2 separate regions of the Homo sapiens genome follow, and region 2 is linked to region 1. Evidence: read pairs that join two places in POLR2A ChIA-PET (ENCODE). Cell type or tissue: Caco-2. All regions are shown on one strand.

What was found. ChIA-PET counts read pairs that join two places held together with the same protein. Peaks named below come from ENCODE experiments on the same cell type or tissue, not always from the same donor. Only the 100,000 strongest peaks of a DNase experiment are listed, where the experiment ranks them.
Region 2: POLR2A ChIA-PET joins it to region 1 with 6 read pairs; 2 of 35 experiments call an interaction of 5 or more read pairs at or near these places.

The regions. Positions count from the first base shown.
Region 1 is chr9:126,525,530-126,530,529 of GRCh38, reverse strand. No RefSeq gene overlaps it. Among named protein-coding and RNA genes, the nearest start is that of LMX1B-DT, 86 kb to the left of the region's middle. In Caco-2, no CTCF peak of the experiment used is centred here; DNase peaks (open chromatin) are centred at 2,269 and 2,809.
Region 2 is chr9:126,418,095-126,423,094 of GRCh38, reverse strand. MVB12B (multivesicular body subunit 12B) reads right to left here. Exons shown (of 10, transcript NM_033446.3): 7 at 1,147-1,241. Among named protein-coding and RNA genes, the nearest start is that of NRON, 10 kb to the right of the region's middle. RefSeq lists enhancers at 969-1,653, 1,654-2,337. In Caco-2, no CTCF peak of the experiment used is centred here; no DNase peak of the experiment used is centred here.

The DNA of each region.
Region 1 (5,000 bases):
AAATCTGGCAATCCTACGCAGTGTCCCAGTAGGGCTGCCCCATCTCCTCACAGGGAGAACCTTCCAGGCCCCTTCTCTGGCAGCAGAAACCCAGGTTAGAGCCACTTGCTCTCAGCTTATGCAGACACCAAAAATCCGTTACCAGCCCTTTTCTGCTACAAGAGTAGAAAATGTGTTTCCTTGTGATTTTGTTTTCTTTCAATATATATTTTTGGAGGGGACTTGGAATGGGGGGTGGAATCCCTTAGAATGGGAATTATTTATCAGGGAAATACGGCATTTTCGAGTTTGCTGTTTGTAGAGAACGTAGCAGTGCCGGCAGGCAGCCTCGTGATCTCCGGTTTCTCTGGAAGAATACGGAAAACAGGAGTCATTATAAGGGAAACTTTTCCTTCTGATGCCTCTGGGGCCTCATCGCCTCAATTTAAAACTTGTAAGACACAGGTGAATTTTTAAGGGTTAAAGTGGACAGAATAAGATAAAATATCAGAGAAATTTCCTGGAGTAGCCTTGGGAATATGGTTCCCTGGATCAATGGTATTTCATTTTTCAAATTGTTGAGAGCTTTTTCAAAAAATTATTTCCAAGGAAGTCATTGTATTTGCACATAAAGAGATTCAGAAGGCTTTTCTTTTTCTTTCTTTCTCTCTTTGCAACTCTCTTTCTTAAGCTAAGACAAAGATGTTGAAGACGAATTGTTTGAATGAAGCAATCAGGAAAAAAATATTTGCAGAGTCAAGAAAGATCAACAGAACATGAAAAAAGGAAACATGAAAAATAAAATACACACTAGAAAAAGTCTTTATATGAGATTTTCTTTAAAATATTTTAACATTTGACCTTCTACCTCGGTGTGCTATTCTAATCCCATTTAGTTTCAAAATGCCATAACTATCAGTGTGCAGATGGATGGGCTTTTTAAAAAATGCCGTAACTAGAACTTCAAATCTTGACCACTTTTTCTTACTTTTCCCAAATATTTGATGGCTTTTTTTTTTTTTTTTTTTTAAACATCTTCCCGGACCAGGAGAAACATTCTTCTGTGGGAAAATCATGTATTCAATATATTTGCTTTCCAGAATGGTCTTCAAAGGCATTCAGGCTTTGCCTTTAAAATGGTAAAATTTTGCAAAGGCCAAATCTGAGGCCCAGTTGACACCAGAATCAGAGCGGGAGGAGTTTCCCAGTGCTCACCAAGGCTGAACTGATGAGGGGAGTCCCAATCACTGAGTGCAGAGTAGTGCTGGAACCAAAGGGATGAAAAACCTAAACCTGCACCCCATTTCTATCTCGCGTTCATCCTCTTCCCTCTCTGAACACAGACCCAAGATCGAAATCTCAGCCCGCAGCCTGGAGCCAGGAGGTGCGGCTTGATGTCAATTACTGCCCAATTCCAGAGGTGCCATCAAAGAGTTAGCTAGGATGTCCCAGCGCGCAAATGTGGGATAATTGGGAAACAAATTCTACAAACATCTTGAAAGGGGCAAAAGACCTTTGATCTTTCTATAGAAAGGAGACATTACAATGCCGTCTGCCTTCTGGGGCCTGCACACATCTCATACCAGGTTAGAGGATGGCATCTTTCTGAGAAATCAGCCGACACCTAATTCCATCGTACCTTAATTATCCTAACTGGTTTCACATGGTCAAGGCATTTTTTCCAAAGATTAGAGGAGAAAGAGGGACTGACAAAATAATTAAATATGCAATTTGCCAAGCGTGGGCAATATGGCTTTGAAATCACCTTTTCAGGAAGTTTTACCGCTTGTTCATTGACATGTATATTGCAGGCTTCAGACTTTTATTTAAGCTCTTTTGATTGCCTTAATGGATTAATACCCGAGTACCATCAGCGAGGGGCAGAGACCCAAGGCTGTTTCTAATTTCGAAAATATTGCGCCCGCTTCCTCTGGTGTTATGACAAAAACAAGTATGTAGAATTTGCCTTCTCACTTAAAGGAACAGGCCGATTTCCTCTAATAATTGCCTGATGTAAGAATCTGCGTCTCACACATGGTGTTGTCTGTTCTAGGAACATTTCATGGTGCCAGGGGCCAGGGTGCTGGCAGCTTGGGCAGGCCCGGGCGGGCCTGCGTTGCGTGCATTTGGGGCATGGATCGGTTTGGGGTAGCATCCCCGAAATGGGTCTGTGTCTCTGGACAGTAGAACGCCTCTCAACCTAAGGCCCTGGCAGCGTCCGGGGTGTGGAGGAATGTGTTACTGCCTTGCTTATAACTCCTGCCGTGGGTAAGAAACATTCCATAGGGTTGGGGGTTGGGGGAGGCTGCTAGTCGGGATTTGGAGAAGAATCTCCGCTCAGACCCTGCTGTATCCAACAGAGGCATCCGGAAACCGGAGTTTGCTGTGGGGGAATAGTTTGCATTCTGTCCTCATGATGGGGAGAATTGGAGTTCAGAGGAAGGGATCCGTGGAAGTGATTGCACCATTCCCATCTTTTGGTTAAGCTGGGTGTCTGGTGGCGGGGGGCAGTGTCTGGGGCCTCCTCTGAGGACATGAAGGGGAGGTCTCCTGGGGCAGGTTTTGTCTGGTCTAGGACATCTAGACATCTAGGTACCCAGTGGGCAGAAGAGGGATCATCTCAAACATGCAGAGTGCCTGGGTACTGAGAGGGGTTAAAGGATAGTTGGAAAAGACAGAGAACAGAAAAAGACAGGGAGAGCCAAAAAGAAATACTAAGAGGAAGAAGAGAGACCCACGGAGATACTGTCATACCCTCTCACGTGCGCACACACGCGCAGAGACAGTGAGATTGCCTTTGAAGGCAGAGGGACAAGGCCTAATTGTCCCAGGGATGTGCACGGCGGCCTGGCTTTTCATCATTCCCAGAACTCTCTAATGAGGCTGTGGCCTCTCCTGGTGGGAACTTTGCTCCCTGAAATCAGCTTTGATAAAGGGGACAGACCGTCTGGGACGAGTTACTGGGTTTTCCTCTTTTCCTTTGAACCCTGTGGTGGTTTTGCTCTTTCATGGCAAACAGAGCAGGGACAAAGTCGCTGGCCTCTGTCCTCGGGCAATAGAGACCAGCCCACCTCCTGGGGCACCCAGGCGTGTGGGGCAGGGAGATGGCAGGCCCTGTGGGGGTGTCACTGGCCCAGGTCACTTTGCAGGGCTTGATATCCAGACCCACTTGCCCGTCACGATTGTTCTGCTGGTCCCCCAGTAGAAGCAAAACCTTGAATGCATCTCAGCAAATCGCAGCAGCCAGGAGGTCCCTCGCATCATGAGGGCACACAGGCTAACAACACTGATGACAAGAACACTGGCTGCTCACGGAGCACTCACTCCGCGTCAGGCTCTGAGCCAAGTATTTGACAAATGCTATTCATGGCAGTAGCAGCCCTGTGCCCCTTTTCCAGAAGAGCAAACAGAGGCTCCGAGAACTAGGTGGCTCACTGATCAGAGGCAAAATCGGACCGAATCTGTCATCCCTGGGCCCTGCTCTCAACCACTGGCCTTCCTGAAGGTGGGGGAGCCTTAGCTGGCCCCCTGGACATGGCAGTTTTCTAGCTGCACCATCCCTCTCTCGTTTCTCTTACCCATGACTGGGCTCTCTGTGAGGTCACAGCCATAAAGTCAGCAAGGCCTCAGCTCTAAGGTCTCTGGACACCTATCCCTACCTCACTCTCTATGCCCTGGAAGGATGCAGTGTCCAGAGGTCTCCCTGAGCCCCGGCTGTCCTGGGCAGCAGCTCTGGAAGGAATGGGGGGTGTGGAGTTAGCCACTCTGGGGCAGGAGGAGAGGAAAGGGCCTGGCTACCCCAGGAGGACCACCAGCCCGGTGGGACTTGTCTTTGATCTCCGATGATTAAAACAAACACCCTCTCCGGTGCTTCCTCCTTGTCCGAGGAGGCCTTCCTTCCTGGCCGGCAGACATTGAACGGCCAGGGAGAGGCTGCCTGGTCCCAGTCCCAGGGTCCTCATTTGGAAGTTGTCCTAGGGTCAAAGGCAGCTCCAGAATGCCCCGGCTCTGGCCTGCTCTCCATCTTCTGACCCCAGTTGCCTTCCTCCTGCCGTGATCCCAGCCTCCAGCTCCTGAGGCTTTTCTGCCAGGCTCCTCAGCCTCCTCCCGGCTACAGCTCGCTCATCCCCAGCTGCAGCCACCCGGGTCAGGCGGCAGGGGTGGCCAGGGTCCCATTCACTGCAGGCCATTCACCTCTTATCTCTAAAGTTGGCAGGCTATGAGGAATGACCTGAAATTTGTTCTAACTTGTAAAAGAGAGAACATTGGCTGTAAGCTTTAATTTACTCCGAGTGCCCGCTGCGTGTCAGGCCCTGGGTTGGTGCTGGGGAGACAGCAAGAGTGAAAGAGGTGTGGTCCTGCATTCATGGAAGGGTTTCTGGTTCTTGTTTTTTTTTTTTTTTTTCTTTTGAGAGAGCGTCTCACTCTCTCACCCAGGCTGGAGTATAGTGTCGTGGTTTTGGCTCACTGCAACCTCTGCCTCCCGTGTTCAAGCGATTCTCCTGCCTCAGCCTCCTGAGTAGCTGGGACTACAGGCACATGCCACCACACCTGGCTAATTTTTGCGTTTTTAGTAGAGATGGGGTTTCACCATATTGGTCAGGCTGGTCTCGAACTCCTGAGCTCCAGTGATTCACCCACCTCGGCCTCCTAAAGTGCTGGGATTACTGGCATAACCCACCTCACCCAGCCGGTTTCTGGTTCTTATGAGCAATGGATTCTGTGCCACACACTTCACAGCTGTTTGGGACACCACAGAGCACAGCTAGGCCATGAAGAGAGAGGGCTGGGGAGAGACCTTCTTGTTCAGTGTCTGGGGACAGCCCTCCTGTTTCTCTCTAGGGATGGCGTGTGGTGGGGAAGCCACCCTGGAGCAGCTTCATGCTCCCGTCCGAAAGAGCTCCTTCAGCAGCTCGCGGCTGAGCCACACGACGCCTCTGCTGGGAGGCAGGAAGTTGCATATTCCTGCCCGTGTACCCGGCAGAACGTTCTTTCCACGTCCTACCATTGACAAATCCTCT
Region 2 (5,000 bases), 110 kb after region 1:
TCTTTCCACACTTGTTATGCTCCTTGTCGACTCTGCTGAAATAGCCACAGCACAAAAGAAATTCTCCCTGGAGATGCTGTTCTTAGACAAACACGTTCCCTCTCCCCTTGGAGAGCCTGGCTCCTGCAGTGGAGCCAGGGATGGGGGCTTAAGAACATCCCTGTTCCTCCCCTTCTCAGCAGGAATGTCACCCAGAAATGGAACAACTGGCTTTTGCTTATACTTCCAAACCTATTAGGGAGTGATCATAACGAGAAAAACTAATACTGACAAGAATTATGCCATTGTTCTATTTCATCTATTTAGTAACCTGTAGTTGCAATTTTTAGAAAAAAGATTACCTTTTAAATAACCGATTCATTATGGAACATGAATGAATGCCATGTTCCTGTGTTCAAAATGTCACTCACCATTAAGGGTGTGTGCTGGTAAGTGGCACTGATTTGCCACTTTCCCCTTATACACAAACACCCCTCACTGGCGGCCCAGGATAATCGGAGGCGAGTTTGTGGGTTTCCTCGGCTCTTAGCAAGTCACCTGTGCTGCCAAGCACCTAATGAATCTCAATTCTGTAATAAGGCTTGTAAGTTTTCCCCTCCCTGGGTGAAGGTGAAAAGGAAAACTAGGACTGATGAAGTTCCTGCCAAGGTAACACTATCAATTTCAAGGCCGAGTTCAGAAACCACAGACTCATGCTCCAGGGGTGTGAGGGGAGACCGCCAGTGTACCCGCTGGCCACAAACCTGGCTGTGAGAAATGAGAGGTGAGGACAGACTTGGATATGGGAGGGTGAGCCGACCAGGGCTCAGCTCGGCGCTGCTCCCGAGGCCCCGTGGGAAGCCTGCCCGGGTCTGGCAGGTGAACAATGTGGCGAGTATTCTCTGGAAACCTCCCTTCAACCCTGTGAAATCCACACATTGTTTTTCATCATTAGTTTCAAAACATGCTGAGTATTTGGCCCTTCTCTAAGTGCTGTGGCGACACAAAGGAAAGGGAAGGCCTGGTCCCTGCAGGGAACAGGTCCCCTGCAGGGAAGAAAAGAGAGGTAAGGCAGACAGATCCCACGAGAAGACAGAGAACGTGTGGAAGGAGGTGGCGCCCGGGACACAGACTCTGTAGCTGGCCTGCAGCGGTGGCTCCACATACCTGATATGGCATACAAATTGGAGTGCTGGTACTCGTAGTCCGTCCGGGTGCTGTTCCTGCCTCGGAAGGTGGCAGGAAGTGTTAGGGAGATGTGCCTGAGGAAGAGAAGGACGAGAGAAAGGAGATTACAAGGAGCATTCCCCAAGACTCAGGAAGCACTGACGCCATCAACAGCTGAAATGCAGCACAGATCAGCGGGCAGAGCAGGTGCTTCTGGCCAGCGCCTCCTTCTCAATCAAGCATAACTCCTCCACTGGGCTCAAGTCCTCTCAAGGAATTTGGAAGTTTCTAGACATCAGCAGCCACATTTTTTTTCCATACTAGAAAGGACATCCAAGAGGAAGAAAGTGTGTCCCAAGCCTTACAGCGGGCCCAAGGGACTCTACGGGGTGGCAGTTTGATCCAGATCTCTGCCCACTGGGCAAAATGCACCAGCAAGACCGTAACAACCCAGGCGCTGAACACCAGCCTTGGTTTATTCCAGGAGCCATGCAAATGCTTCCATTCCTACACCGCAGGGCTGCTGAGGATCACTGCACATGAAGCGCTCTGTAAACAAAGGTGTTGGGAATTATTATTGCCATATGAGTTCAGGAGACTAATGACCTCTGAAAATCAGGATGGCACATCGCTCTCAACTGCTATGTCTGTGTGTTCCCCCTCAGGCAGCGCACACAGTAGGTGCTCAGGAAAGCACCTTCCAGACAGATACAGCACAGTCTTTGATGGCTCAGGTGTGAGTCATTAAAGCTCACAAAGAACACTCAGCCTAAGTGAGCATTTAGTCAAAAGTAAACAATCCATTTGGCATGGTCACCAGCTGCCTGTAGTGAATGCTGAAAAGAAAAATTAAGCGAATAGGAAAATATTTAAAACCCAACAGGACTGGGGGAAAAAAACAACAAAACCTCTTGGTGGGACAACTGGGGGCTGTGTTGCAATAGCTCAGGAGCCTAACCTGTGGCCACACCCGGACATTTCCGAAAAGGAAGAGACTGCTGGAGGGAACACTTATCACATAAAGTAAGTGGTCAATTACTAGGTGCCTTTTTCACACAGCACATGTGTGACCTAGAATGACTGCTGTGCATAAACACTCCTGGGAGGGCCGGGCGCGGTGGCTCACGCTTATAATCCCAGCACTCTGGGAGGCCGAGGTGGGTAGATCACCTGAGGTTGGGGGTTTGACACCAGTCTGGCCAACATGGTGAAACCCTGTCTCTACTAATCCCAGCTACTTGGGAAGCTGAGGCGGGAGAATTGCTTGAACCTGGGAGGCGGAGGTTGCAGTGAGCTGAGTTCATGCCATTGCACATTGCACTCTAGCATGGGCAACAGAGCAAAACTCTGCCTCAAAAAAAAAAAAAAAAAAAAAAAAAAAAAAAAAGACTCCTGGGAGGAAAGGCTCTCCAGGGAGGGGATGTTCCCACAGGTCCAGGATTGAGCTGGAACCGGAAGGAGCCTTCCAGGGGCAAGATGAGCACCAAGGGCTGTGAAGGTATTGGGTCTGCTAGCCACAGAGTGATAGCTCATGGCGGACACTCAGCCACAGCCCAGCCAGGCTGAATCAAGCACCAACTGTACGCTCAGGGCTTTGGGGAACCAGCAGACACATGCACTGTAAGTGTGTCCACCGGGTGCACTGGCGTGCATGGAGGGAACCTGAATATTCTTTGTTACTGCTGCTAACTAAGGGTACAGAGGTGAGCTCCCTCAGCTCAGGCTGCAGGGAATAAAGCAGAAACAAATCACAGTGCAACGTGACATGTGCTCGGAGAACAAGAAAAACTGAGTGCTGGTAAGCATGAAAAGAAGGAACAATATATTCTGTTAAAGGGAACGGGGCTTCAGGACCCCTCAAGGTGTTATGGCAGTGAAAGGCACCCACCAGGGAGTCAGAGAGAGCCAGCACTTCCCCATAGGGTTAGGGCACACGTCGGAAGCAGAGCTAGAAATGCAGGCAGGGCCAGATGGAAAGGGCGCCAAACACCATTACAAGAGGCTTGGGTTCAAACTCCTAGGATGGAGGTTCCTAAACCCCCATCATGGCATTAATGAAGGCGTCAGTCACCTGGGAACTTGCTACAACACAGATTCACAGGCCCTGACCTTGGGGAGTCTGATTCAGTGGGCCTGGCCGGGTGCAGCCCAGAAATCTATTTTTAACAAGCTCCAGCGGTGAATCTGAAGACTGGCCAGGTCTGGGAAGACTGGCCAGGTCTGGGAACCCTGCGAGGGTGAGGAGCAGCTGCAGAAGGGTTTTCAGCAGTTGATCAATGTCTCTGACCACAGCACTTAGTCAATGAAGCTGAGCAAACAGAAGAGTGAATTATCGACTGTGGTTGTGGTTGAGCAGAACTAAAATGATGACAGGTGACCCTGCTGAGAGTGTCACCAGGTGCCAGCCCTGGGAATGCAGGTGTCACACATCCTCCTATGGCTCCTCACAACGCCCCTCGAGGCAGGTATGGGAGCAGCTACACAATATGCGCGGCCCAGTGCGTGTTGAAAACATGGGGTCCTTATTCAAATGCTATCAAGAATTTCAAGATGGCAACAGCAGAGCATTAAACCCATGGTGGGGCCCTTCTGAGCACAGGGCTTTGTGTGTGTGACTAAAAGGATCCAGGGTAGGTGCTATAACTGCACTCACTATACCAATGAGGGAATTTCCAGGAGCCAGGGAAGTATTTTGCTTCATGGCTGCCAGACTAAGATTTCTAAGCCTCCAAAGCCCTAAAAAGGTGCACGCAACCTAACTAAGGATGCAGAGCGATTTGTGCAGTGCGGTAAACACTCCAGGAGCTAGAAGCATTCAGGGAGGCTCACAGAGGAGGCAGGAGCATTAGCAGAACTTTGGGAGCCAGGTGGACATGGATGATGGCAAAGAGGCCAGCCAGGAGGCAGAGGAGAAAATGGGGCCAGCCGAGCTGTTGGGTGGTCAAATATGCATCAATACAGATCTGTGGGGGACTCAGTGGTGGCAGGACAGGCAGGGGGACACGAAAATATCCATAAAGTTACCTGAACACTTGCTTACAAGTGTGATCATTTCCTATGGAAGGCGGGAAGACTCAAGTGCTAGGAAGGGCAGGGTAGGAGAAGGCTCCCTGGAAGGCTTCCTGGAGGAAGGTACATTGAGGTGGGAACTGAAGATAGGCAGAAATCAGAGAGATGCAGCAGGGAGGAGGGGTGAGCACTCGAGGCTCCGTGGGGAGTCTGACCTCCTCCAGACTTAGGAGGAAGCCAGGGTGGCCATGCCTAGAAGGCCAGGAAGACGGTGGGGCCAGGCCACGTGGAGCCCAGCATGGGTTCTGCCTTTCTCTGGAATGATTTTTAAGCAGAAATGTGCCAACATCCAATTTACAATTTCAAAAGCTTGCCCGTCTGTGGGAGAGTGAGGAAATAAAACTAAGGCGCCAATGTGGATGGGAATGGTAGCAGGAAATGATCATGAGCCTACAATTATTCACTATCTACTTTGTGCAGAGACTTCATTCCTGTCGACATGACTTGCCACAGACCCTCTAAATGGATAGTTTTGGGGAAATTTAGGACTTAAAAGAAATATATGAGCAATAACAACCACAAAAAAGTATATGAACAACAGAGAAATCAAGGGGCCCAGCTCTTCAGCTGCTCCATGCAATACTGATGTCCGGGACCAAACTTTCTTGTCCCTCGGGGCCTCAGATTTTGCCTGGCTTGCTCTGCAACTCAACCCCCGCCCCAGGTTCTCTTCCCTCGTTGGAGATGATTCTTTCTGCCCACCACCCCCCACCCCGCCAACTCCCACTTCGTCTCCAAACTTTGCAAGGTTGCTGTTTGCAAGGGTGCTGGCTTAGCTGTCTTCT